2 separate regions of the Homo sapiens genome follow, and region 1 is linked to region 2. The links are chromatin loops, found by intact Hi-C in ENCODE. Cell type or tissue: heart right ventricle. All regions are shown on one strand. Links, peaks and the distances in the headings refer to the core of each region. The heading gives the core; the rest is flanking DNA.

Region 1 (2,500 bases), core at 1-2,500, 290 kb before region 2:
ATCCAAAGCCAGACAGAGCCCCAGCAACTGAGTTAGGACTTGAATCCAGGCCTGCTGGGCTCCAGTCAGCCTGACTTGTCAAGCAGTGTCTGTCCTGGAAAAGCAGTAACCAGAAGCCCTGAAAGATGACCAGTGTCAACAGGGGTACACAGGAGCATGACAAAAACCCAGACCACTCAGCCAGTCCTAGACAATGTGTCATTTCACAGTGAGGGGCAGGGCTGAGTGAGCTCTCTAGAAGGTTTCTCATGGAGCACTGCAATATGTCACAGAGAGTGTGTCCTACAGCTGCCTATCTTGCTGGTGGCCTCACCTGCACAGAGTGAAAGCCAGCGAGATTCTGCCAGGCAGACCCCCGGGGGCCAGAGAGCTCTGCTGAGCAGGGGGACAGCTGCATCTTACCTCTTGGCTCTGTCTTTCTCATCTTCATCCATTAGATTTTCTATGCAGTTTTTCCTGCAAAAAAAAAAAAAAAAATTAAAAAGAATGGATAATTACTGTCTGCTTCTACATCTTTCTTAAAAGTCTTTCAGGTTGTTGTCATTTTGGTCTTAGCCCAGTGGTTCTCAAACTTGTTGGTCCTGGCACCCCTTTACACTCTCAAAATGGACTGAGGTCTCCAAAGCACTTCTGTGTATGTGGGTTAAGGCTGAGAAATGTTTAAATGCACAGGCACTCTTTCATTGGGCATCGGAGCAATGAAGTCATCAGATGTCAAGTAACTTCTGGAAAAGTCAGAACAATTATGTCGTGTACACTCATGAGACAAGGAGAGCTCTTTTAAAAGGAGCAAATAACGAGTTAATTATATTTTGAAAAAATGTCTTGACCTCAAGGACCCCAAGGGTCTTCAGACCACACTTTGAGAAGTGCTGTCCAGACCTGCTCAGTGAAGCAGCATCTGTTCCTCTCAAGCCTTAGGTCGCACGCACCTCCCAGTGCCTGCCTGGGATCCGTTAGCGACACCACAGCGGGCCTTGTTCACTCCTGCTTGCAGGACCCCAGTGGCCTATGACATCCTAAAGGAGAGTGTTTATCTGTCCATTCAAACCACACAAGCTCCTCTGACAAGTGGCCTGGAAGAATCAGCCCCAAAGGAGTGTAATCCGCAGTTCCTCCCTTAGGGCGTTTACTCTCCTTGAGACAGCGAAGGTGCACAGATGTGAAAGATTACGTAACAATCCAGGAATGTTCTTCCTCAACACCGGAGCCTCTACTCTCCCAGGCCACTGGCTTGATGCTTCTCAGGCCCACAGATCCAGCTTCCTCTCCTACCACACGCAGGCCTGGGTTCCCTCCACCCCTCAGAGCTGCATAGCCCTGGCTCCTTTCTTCATTCACACATTTCCCAGAGCCCCACCTGTCTGGGGTGCGCCCCCCAAGTCAGCACATCAAGCAGAACCGTTCTCAGGGCACTCATGAGGCCAATGCCAGCTGTGGGAGTGGGAGGCTGAAGGCTGCGGTGGCTGGGAGGGCAAAGTGTGATCGAGGTAAAGGTGGGGACCATGGAGAAGCTGAATCACCACTGCCCACCCGCTTCTACGCTCAACACACAGGGTCTTCAGTCGGAACTCCCAAACCAGCACTTCGCAAATGCACCACCAATTACTCTTGAAATATAAAGTTTCAGATAAAAATTTTCAATGGAGCCAATCAATCTTTCTCTGAGCTCATTTAGTTTTGTGATTTTGGTCACCTACGTACACAAACATGGGTCTGAGCCAAAGCAAAGATGAATTCTGCAGCCACAGCCCCTGTTCACATAATGCCCATGCAGTCAACAGCAGGCATATTCCACAATGGACTAGCAAGAAATGCTGCTTAGAAGTTAAAGCCTGTATTACAATTGAGTCAGCGTTAACACATCTGCAAACAGGCCTGTGCTTAATGTTTTCCAGATGGAATCTGTTCAAAGTTTTATGTCAATTCATTGAATGATGCCCTACCCCAAGCCTGTGCTTCCAAGGAGAATGGTGGCTGATCAAAGCCCCAGGGCATGAGCAAGGACCCGGCCACGCTGTGTTCTTTACCAGGGGCCCCTGGACAGAGCTTGTCCACAGGAGGGCTGGCTGCTGCTCCTCAGTCCACTCTCCTGAGCTCCTGGGATCCTGTTTGGATGACCAGGGTTGCTGAGTCATAAACTAAACATCTAAAAATGACTAATAGCTCTTCTTTATCAACCACATCTTCTGTGATTTGTATGTTTATCCCGCAGACATTTCCTGAATCTATAAAACCTGGATGCTCTACACCCATTTCCTCTTCTTCAGCATCCCTCTCATTTCCCTGCCCCGTTCCTCTCACTTGACCCGACTAAGCCATTCAGCTGAGCTGCACCCAGTGTGAGGAGAGGGCCTCTAAGCTGAGTTCCCATTGCACCTGTCACAGAAGCTCCGTGCTGATATTTTTACTATTTTGTCACCTCTGTTGTCTACCATGTTATTTTTTCACTTAAAAAATTGTGATAAAATACACCTCAGAAATTTACCATCTTAACCAC
Region 2 (7,401 bases), core at 4,902-7,401:
GATCTTGGCTCACTGTAACCTCCACCTCCTGGGTTCAAGCAGTTCTCTTGCCTCAGCCTCCCGAGTAGCTGGGACTACAGGCATGTGTCACCACACCCAACTAATTTTTTTTTTTTTGTATTCTTAGTAGAGATGGGGTTTCACCATGTTGGCCAGGCTGATCTCGAACTCCTGACTTCAAATGACCCACCCGCCTCGGCCTCCCAAAGTGCTGGAATTACAGGCGTGAGACACTGCACTGGGCCTGGGAAGTTCTCTTTATACCAATGTTAGTCTGCATCTGAAATGGGGTGGGGGTTGGGGGCGGTGAGGGTGCCAGAGTGTCACAGCTTAACCATTGACAAAGCAAGGAGCTCACCAGGATTCTGACTTCCAGGCTGTCCAGCTCCACCAGGGACATGGCCCCATGCCCTGCACGCATCATTTGTGCTCAGAAGAGATGTGATGGGTAGGTGATGGCAGGCTCCTCCCCTGCCCAGGGAGAAAAGCCAGAACACTGCATGATTATGGCTGTAACTCTGGAGTACACAAAGTTGACACCTGCTTTTATTTCATTCCAAATGTCCGTTTCAAAAAGCAGTGTCTTCTCTAAGAACTAACCCTTCGATATAATCTTGTCCCCCAACCCCGCACCCTGCTTTATTCCAGAGGGTATTTAAAGCAGCTGTCACCCTTAGCTCCTTTCCATAATTGTGACTGGATCTCCATGACTGGTGCTGATAAGTGAGTCATGGCTTGTCACACGCTGCTTTTGAGAGCATCAGCAGAAGACGCAGGGCAGTGTTTGCTGCCCCGGCATGGGTGACTGCCTGAAGGACAGAGAGAGAGAGATGGAGTGATCACTCTCCAGGCAGAGGATAGAAACATGAACATACCATGCACAGGTTCCTGGGGAGGTGTGGGGGAGGTCTCAGGATACCTGCGTGTCTCTGTGCTTTCAGGTTGCCATTACGTACCCACACACATCCTGCAAAGCCTGCCTTTGCTTCCTCTGACTCTGTGCTCTGAGCCATAGGAGGTCTTCTGCCCGCCCTTCCACTTCCAGGGAAGAGTGATCCCCTCCATGAAGGGGCAGCTCTGAAGATGCTCAGAAGATGCCACTCCCAAGACCTCTGGAGGCACAGAGCCTGGGGACTACGGTGCTATGAGGGGCTCACAGAAATGTTTTCATTTTAATTTGCTTCAATTAAGAATAAAAAATGAACATCACGATAATGAATACAAAATAATAAATTGTATTTTATTAATAAAGATGATTATATTCATCTTTATACCAACTCTGTCATAAAGTGGAATTTTTAATCATGTTTTATAGAAGAAGGGCCCATAAAGGCAAAAGTTGCCAGGGGCTCCTGAAAGCCATCTGAGGCCGTGAGGACCCGGACTCTCCGGATGATGGGAAATCCTCGGGGACTAGAAAGCCAGAGCGTGGAAGTTCTTTGTCCCCTCTTCACTCCCTCTCACGTGCCCGAAGTACACAATGTGTACCTGAGACAGTGGCAGGACAGCCTGCTCCACTGAGGGCACATTGAGGGGAAGAGGCACAGACCCCACATCAAATGGCCAGAGAAGCCTGTGGAACACCATAGGAGCCCCCGGCCTCACATGTGCCGAGGCACCCGGGACCAGGCTGGGATTGCATGGACGAACTCGCCCCTAGTCCTCATGCTCATCCCGCCCTCCTCTGGGTAACATTGTTGAGCACCTACTCTGCACACGACGAGAAGGACTCCTGCCCTCCAGGGCCTCCCTGCTGGGGTGGGACAGAGCAGCACGCAGCCCAGGACCAAGCCCTGTGAGGCACGCAACCAGTGCAGGCCATTAGTGCTAAGTGCAGGGGCAGGAACTTTCCAGAGAACAGGCCCTGGGGCCCAAGGCCAAAAGGAGCATGAGCTTGATGTAATTGGGCTTGTACTTTAGAGCCATCACTGTGTGGCCTGCTAAGAATCTATTGCAAGGGGACAAAACTGGAAGCAGGAAGGCAATTAGAAAACCAGCAGTAGGCCAGGCTCAGTGGCTCACGCCTGTAATCCCAGCACTTTGGGAGACAGGGGTGGGCAGATCACCTGAGGTTAGGAGTTTGAGAACAGCCTGGCCAACATGGCAAAACCTCGTCTCTACTAAAAATACAAAAATTAGCTGGATGTGATGGTTCGTGCCTGTAGTCCCATCTACTCGGGAGGCTGAGGCAGGAGAATCGCTTGAACCTGGGAGGCAGAGGTTGCAGTGAGCTGAGATTGCACCTCCACACTCCAGCCTGGGCAACAGAGTGAGACTCCATCAAAAGGAAGGAAGGAAGGAAGGAAGGAAGGAAGGAAGGAAGGAAGGAAGGAAGGATGGGAGGGAGGGAGGGGAGAGAGAGATGAAAGAAAGAAAGAAAGAAGGAAAGAAAGAAAGAAACAAAGAAAGAAAGAAAGAAACAAAGAAAGAAACAAAGGGAAAGAGAGAGATGAAGGGGAAGGAAGGAAGGAAGGAGGAAAGGAGGGAGGGAGGAACGGGAAGAAAGGAAGGAAGGGAGAAGGAGGGAAAGAGGAAAGGAGGGAGGGAGGAAGGGGAAGAAAGGAAGCAAGGAAGGAAGAGAGAAAGGAAGGAAGAAGGAAGAAGGAAGAAAGGGGAAGAAAGGAAGGAAGAAGGAAGAAAGGGGAAGGAAGGAAGGAAAGAAAGAAAAAGAAAGAAAAGAAAGAGAGAAAGAAAGGAAGAAAGAAAGAGAGAAAGAAAGAAAGAACCAGCATTAAACTGGGAAGAACTGAGGATGGAGTGGGTTTGGAGGTGTGGGGCTGGCGAGGAGCCAAGGACCCCAGGACAGGACTCAGACTCCTGGGCCATCAGGAGGATGTGGCCCCTCCTGGGAAGGCACAGAGAGGCAGAAGGGTGGGAAGGGGTGGGGAGTGATTGAGGGATAGGTTCCACCTGAGGAGTTTCTCACAAGCAAAGGCTCTGGTTTGGGTGCGCTTACCTGGTCCCCTTGTTGCTGGAAGTGCTCAGAATGGATCTTCTGGGCTCTGATCATGTGCAACTTTTTTTTTTTTTTTTTGAGACGAAGTTTCACTCTTGTTGCCCAGGCTGGAGTGCATTGGTGAGATCTCGGCTCACTGCAAACTCCACCTCCCGGGTTCAAGCAATTATCCTGCCTTAACCTCTTAAATAGCTGGGATTACAGGCACCTGCCACCATGCCCAGCTAATTTTTGTATTTTTAGTAGAGATGGGGTTTCATCATGTTGGTCAGGCTGGTCTCGAACTCCTGACCTCAGGTGATCCTCCCAAAGTGCTGGGATTAGAGGCATGAGCCACCATGCCCGGCCACGTATGGCTTTTTACTATGTGTTGAGAGGGAGTTTGCACAAAATGGCTTCCCAAGCCCCTCTATAGAAAGTTTGATTCTAAGACCACCAGGAGAAGCAGTAGGCTTCCTGCAGGAAGGCTGTCCCAGGATTTCCCCCAGGGCTGGCGGGCCCAGCACCACAGGCCTCAGCCCCCACACCCACTGCCTGCCTTGCAGCCATCTGGCCCCAGGCTAGAAAGTGCTGGGCTTCCAGTACAGTACCTACAGAGGCCATGGGGCATGAGGAGGGCGGGAAAAGGGGCAGGGTAGGGAGCAGTGGGCACCAAGCTATGGTAGAAAGGGGAGTGGCTGGGAAGGTGGTGAGGAGACTTGGTTTCCAGCACTGGTAACCCGGTGCAACCTTGGGCAAGCCACTGCACCTTTCTGAGCCTCTGTCCTCAACCTGTGCAGGCGGGAAGATTGTCCTGGTCCCCTGGGCCTGCAGGAGGCGGATATTCAGAGTCCAGGGGAGCCCGGGCCACAGCATTCACAGGCTCTTACATCTACATCTGTGTCCTCCCCCACAGAGCTTCCTGGCTGTGGGGTGAAGGCCTCCTCCCCAACCAGCCTCACCCCTTTCCCAACCATCTGGTGCACAGGACCCTACAGCCTCAATGGGTCTTGGCTTCAGCCAGACCCTCTCCCATTGCCAGGTGGGGAACCCCGGCTTCCAGCCCCAGCCTCCCTCCCAGCACAGCCCTCATGAGGGCACAGGCCCAGAGGGGTGGCTCGGTGCCATCTAAATACCTGAAGAATGGGCAGATCCCACGCCTCGGCCACCTTCCCTGCCTCATCAAGTGTTTCCGTCTTCTAGGAGCTGCTGTGGAGATGAAACGGGCATCCCCCAGGCCCTGTGTCCAAAGCCCACGGGCTTTTCTTTTTTCTTTTTCTTCTTCTCTTCTTCTGCTTTTTTTTTTTTTTTTTTTTTTTTTTTTGAGACAGGATCTCACTCTGTCACTCAGGCTGGAGTGCAGTGGCACGATCTCGGCTCACTGCAACCTCCACCTCCCAGGTTTAAGCGATTCTCCTGCCTCAGCCTCCCAGGTAGTTGGGATTACAGGTGTGAGCCACCACACCCAGCTAATTTTTGTATTTTTAATAGAGACAGGGTTTCACCATATTGGCCAGACTGGTCTCGAACTCCTGATCTCAGGTGATCCATCTGCCTTGGCGTCCCAAAGTTCTGGGATTGCAGGCATGAGCCACCGGGCCTGGCCACTTTTCTTACCTTCTAAACAAGACTCCCACCTCGGCAGTGTGAACTTTCAGCCTGGGCTCCCCACCTTGGGGCAGAGGGGGCTGCCCTCCATACAGCGGGGCCTGTGCCTTCCTCCACGCATGGAGGTAACAAGACTCAGAATTAGCTGTCATGGTCAAAAAAAGTCCTCCACACACGCGACGGCCCAGAGATGTTGCCATGGTAAAGGGGGCGTCTAGAGAACAGCGGGTGCTCCAGGAATCCCCGGCATTGAGACAAATGCTAGCGCTTGTGCTGGTGGGGCACACACAATGCACCCAGCTTCATTCTGCCCTGCCAGCACAAGGGAGCCAAGGCCCTCCGGACTCCCGAATATACTTTATGATGCTCGAGGTTCCAAAGCCGCCATGAGGATTCTCAGGGCTGTTGTTTATTTGTGAACTTAGGAGACAGCAGAAGGAACAAACAAAACTTAGTGCTTGACAGCCGTCATCTGATACATGAAATTACATTGCCTAGCTCCAAGACAGCAGCAGTGAAAGGCAGGGGCCCTCCCACCTAGGAATGTATTGTCCGGTTGGGGAGACAAGGGTAAAGAGGCTTTAATGCCAAGTGGCAGGTGAAGGCTTGAGCAGTGCGGTCCTTGGTCCTCGTGGGGTCAGCATATCACCTGGTAATTCTCTCCACCTGCTCCTGCCAGACTGATCCAGCCACCCATGTGTCCCACAGGCTGACTGACAACTGCCTGTATAGTCGCCAGCTGGTAACTATATTGAGATCGCCTTCATGTAGGAAGGCATACCATCCCCATTTTCCATGAGGGGAGACCGAAGTTCAGGGAATCCGGGTAACCCCACACAGTCAGGGGGCAGGACCCAGATCCACACTCAGGCTCATCAGATTCCTAAGCCCAGGAGGCACGGGAGATAAGACTGGCATGAAGAACGTGGTCTCAGAGCAGTCAGGATTTAGTGGGCACATGGATGGTGAATATTCCAAGCAAGGAGATAAAGCAACGAAAAGGTTTAAAGAATTAAATTCCCCATGACAAACGTTTTGCCATTTGAGTCAAGTTGGGTAATCTCCGTTCTAGACTTATTTCTGCTACTGAAATTCCCTGGATCGCTTAACTTCTCTGAAATTTAATTCCCTCCCTTGCAAAATGGGGCATGCTTATGCCACAGGGACATTGCCACGAAGGCATTTTCAGGGGGTTAAGACACCGCCTGAGTACAGGATGTCACTGTTGGAGAGATTAATTTTAAGGGTGACTAATGAGTTATGAGCAATTTGTGTGGGAGCTGACCCAGGGTATCCAGAGCTGCTCAGAAAGAGGGTGCATGGAAAAGCCTCTGGGGATGCTGCTCCCCTCCCCGGTGTATTGCAAGCTTGTCATCCACCCGCTTCTTCAAAGGGGTTTCTTCTGGCTGCAGAAGGGAGGATGCACAGACCCAGGCACGGATCCCTGGTAGATCACGCCCTCGCGTGGCCGCTTCCTTGCGTGACAGCTTGGCCTGTGGGTGCCGGGTTAGTGGAGGATGAGTTCCAGAGCTGGAGGCGCGTTGCAGGCAAAGGGTGTGATGGGGGCATGGACTGAGTAGGCAATGTGCTCCCCAAGGCTGTGTCCACCTCAGCACCCGCCCTGTGGCTCCCTGTCCCCTCTTTCCACCGACCCCGGGACCTCACTGCCCCCAAACTCTTGCTGCATACAGCTCAGTGGAAGGGGAAATAATTTTATTATTTCTCTTTCTCCCTCTGTGTTCACAGAATACAACTTTTGTTTCTGTAAAACTATCCAAATAATGACAAGAATACAAAATAGAAAGTTCAGGAAAAATTTACCCAATAGGCCACCACCCAAAAATAATTTCTTAAAAAATAATATTTTGGGAGTATCATTCCAGAGGTTCTCCAAACCTATACGCAAAAGAATAGATTTAGGGAAATAATTATTAATATATAAAATGACATTTTTGTGCACAGCTTTTTAAAAAGCAAAAGCATACAATTCGGTTTCATTGAACTTATAAGGAAAGGAAGCTGGGTGCAGCGGGATGTGCCTGTAATCCCAGATACTCCACAGGCTGAGATGGGAGGAACCTGAGCCTAGGAGTTTGAGAACAGCCTGGGCAACATAGTGAGACTCTCAAAAACAAATAGTATTAAAAAAAGAAAACAAAATTTAAAAGACTGGCAAATTTCAAATGAGTTCTTTTGTTTTAAGCTGATATCTTTGTATTTCTTTTTTTTTTTCTTTGAGACAAGGTCTCACTCTGTCTCCCAGCCTGGATGGAGTGCAGTGACACAATCTCAGCTCACTGAAACCTGCGCCTCCCCAGCTCAAGCAATTCTTGTGCCTCAGCCTCCCGAGTAGCTGGGATTACAGGTGCGCGCCACCATGCCAGTTAATTTTTTGTATTTTTAGTAGAGACAGGCTTTCATGATGTTGGCCAGCCTGCCAAAGTGCTAGGATTACAGGCATGAGCCACCGCACACAGCCTGATATTATTGTATTTATTCTTATAAAACATTTCCAACATATGAAAAAGTAGAGTGAATAATGAAATGGTCTTACAACTACTTTCAACAAATCAGGACATGCCCTTGGGCTTGGGTTGAGAAGCTTTTCTTCTTTTTTTAATAAAAATGTTCACAGAAGACACTAATTAATGGAGGTATACTTGTAGGCAGGATTTCCCAACAGGCCGGATTCTGTTCTATGATGCTAGAACCTGGACACTCAACATCTATCCCCGCAGTTCAGCTGGGGCCAGCACCACCTGGGCACGGGGCTTCCAAGCACTTTCCGTTCACTGTCTCTTGTGCTTTTGGGTACCTAGAAGGTGCATATTATTATTGTTCCCACTGTGGGGCAATGA

The links. A loop is a pair of places that touch in the nucleus more often than their neighbours do. Peaks named below come from ENCODE experiments on the same cell type or tissue, not always from the same donor. Only the 100,000 strongest peaks of a DNase experiment are listed, where the experiment ranks them.
Region 1: a loop joins it to region 2, with 2.3 times the contacts of the local background. A loop is called at or near these places in 3 of 110 quality-filtered maps.

The regions. Positions count from the first base shown.
Region 1 is chr2:100,902,689-100,905,188 of GRCh38, reverse strand. It overlaps NPAS2 (neuronal PAS domain protein 2), which reads right to left. Exons shown (of 21, transcript NM_002518.4): 2 at 403-456. The coding sequence starts at 434. Among named protein-coding and RNA genes, the nearest start is that of NPAS2-AS1, 73 kb to the left of the region's middle. RefSeq lists enhancers at 1,380-1,902, 1,609-2,500. In heart right ventricle, for the core only: no CTCF peak of the experiment used is centred there; DNase peaks (open chromatin) are centred at 1,198 and 2,118; H3K27ac peaks cover 2,500 bases.
Region 2 is chr2:100,609,090-100,616,490 of GRCh38, reverse strand. It overlaps LINC01849 (long intergenic non-protein coding RNA 1849), which reads right to left. Exons shown (of 3, transcript NR_146956.1): 3 at 7,133-7,401. Among named protein-coding and RNA genes, the nearest start is that of LINC01849, 9.1 kb to the right of the region's middle. In heart right ventricle, for the core only: CTCF peaks have their summits at 5,810 and 6,014; a DNase peak (open chromatin) is centred at 6,000.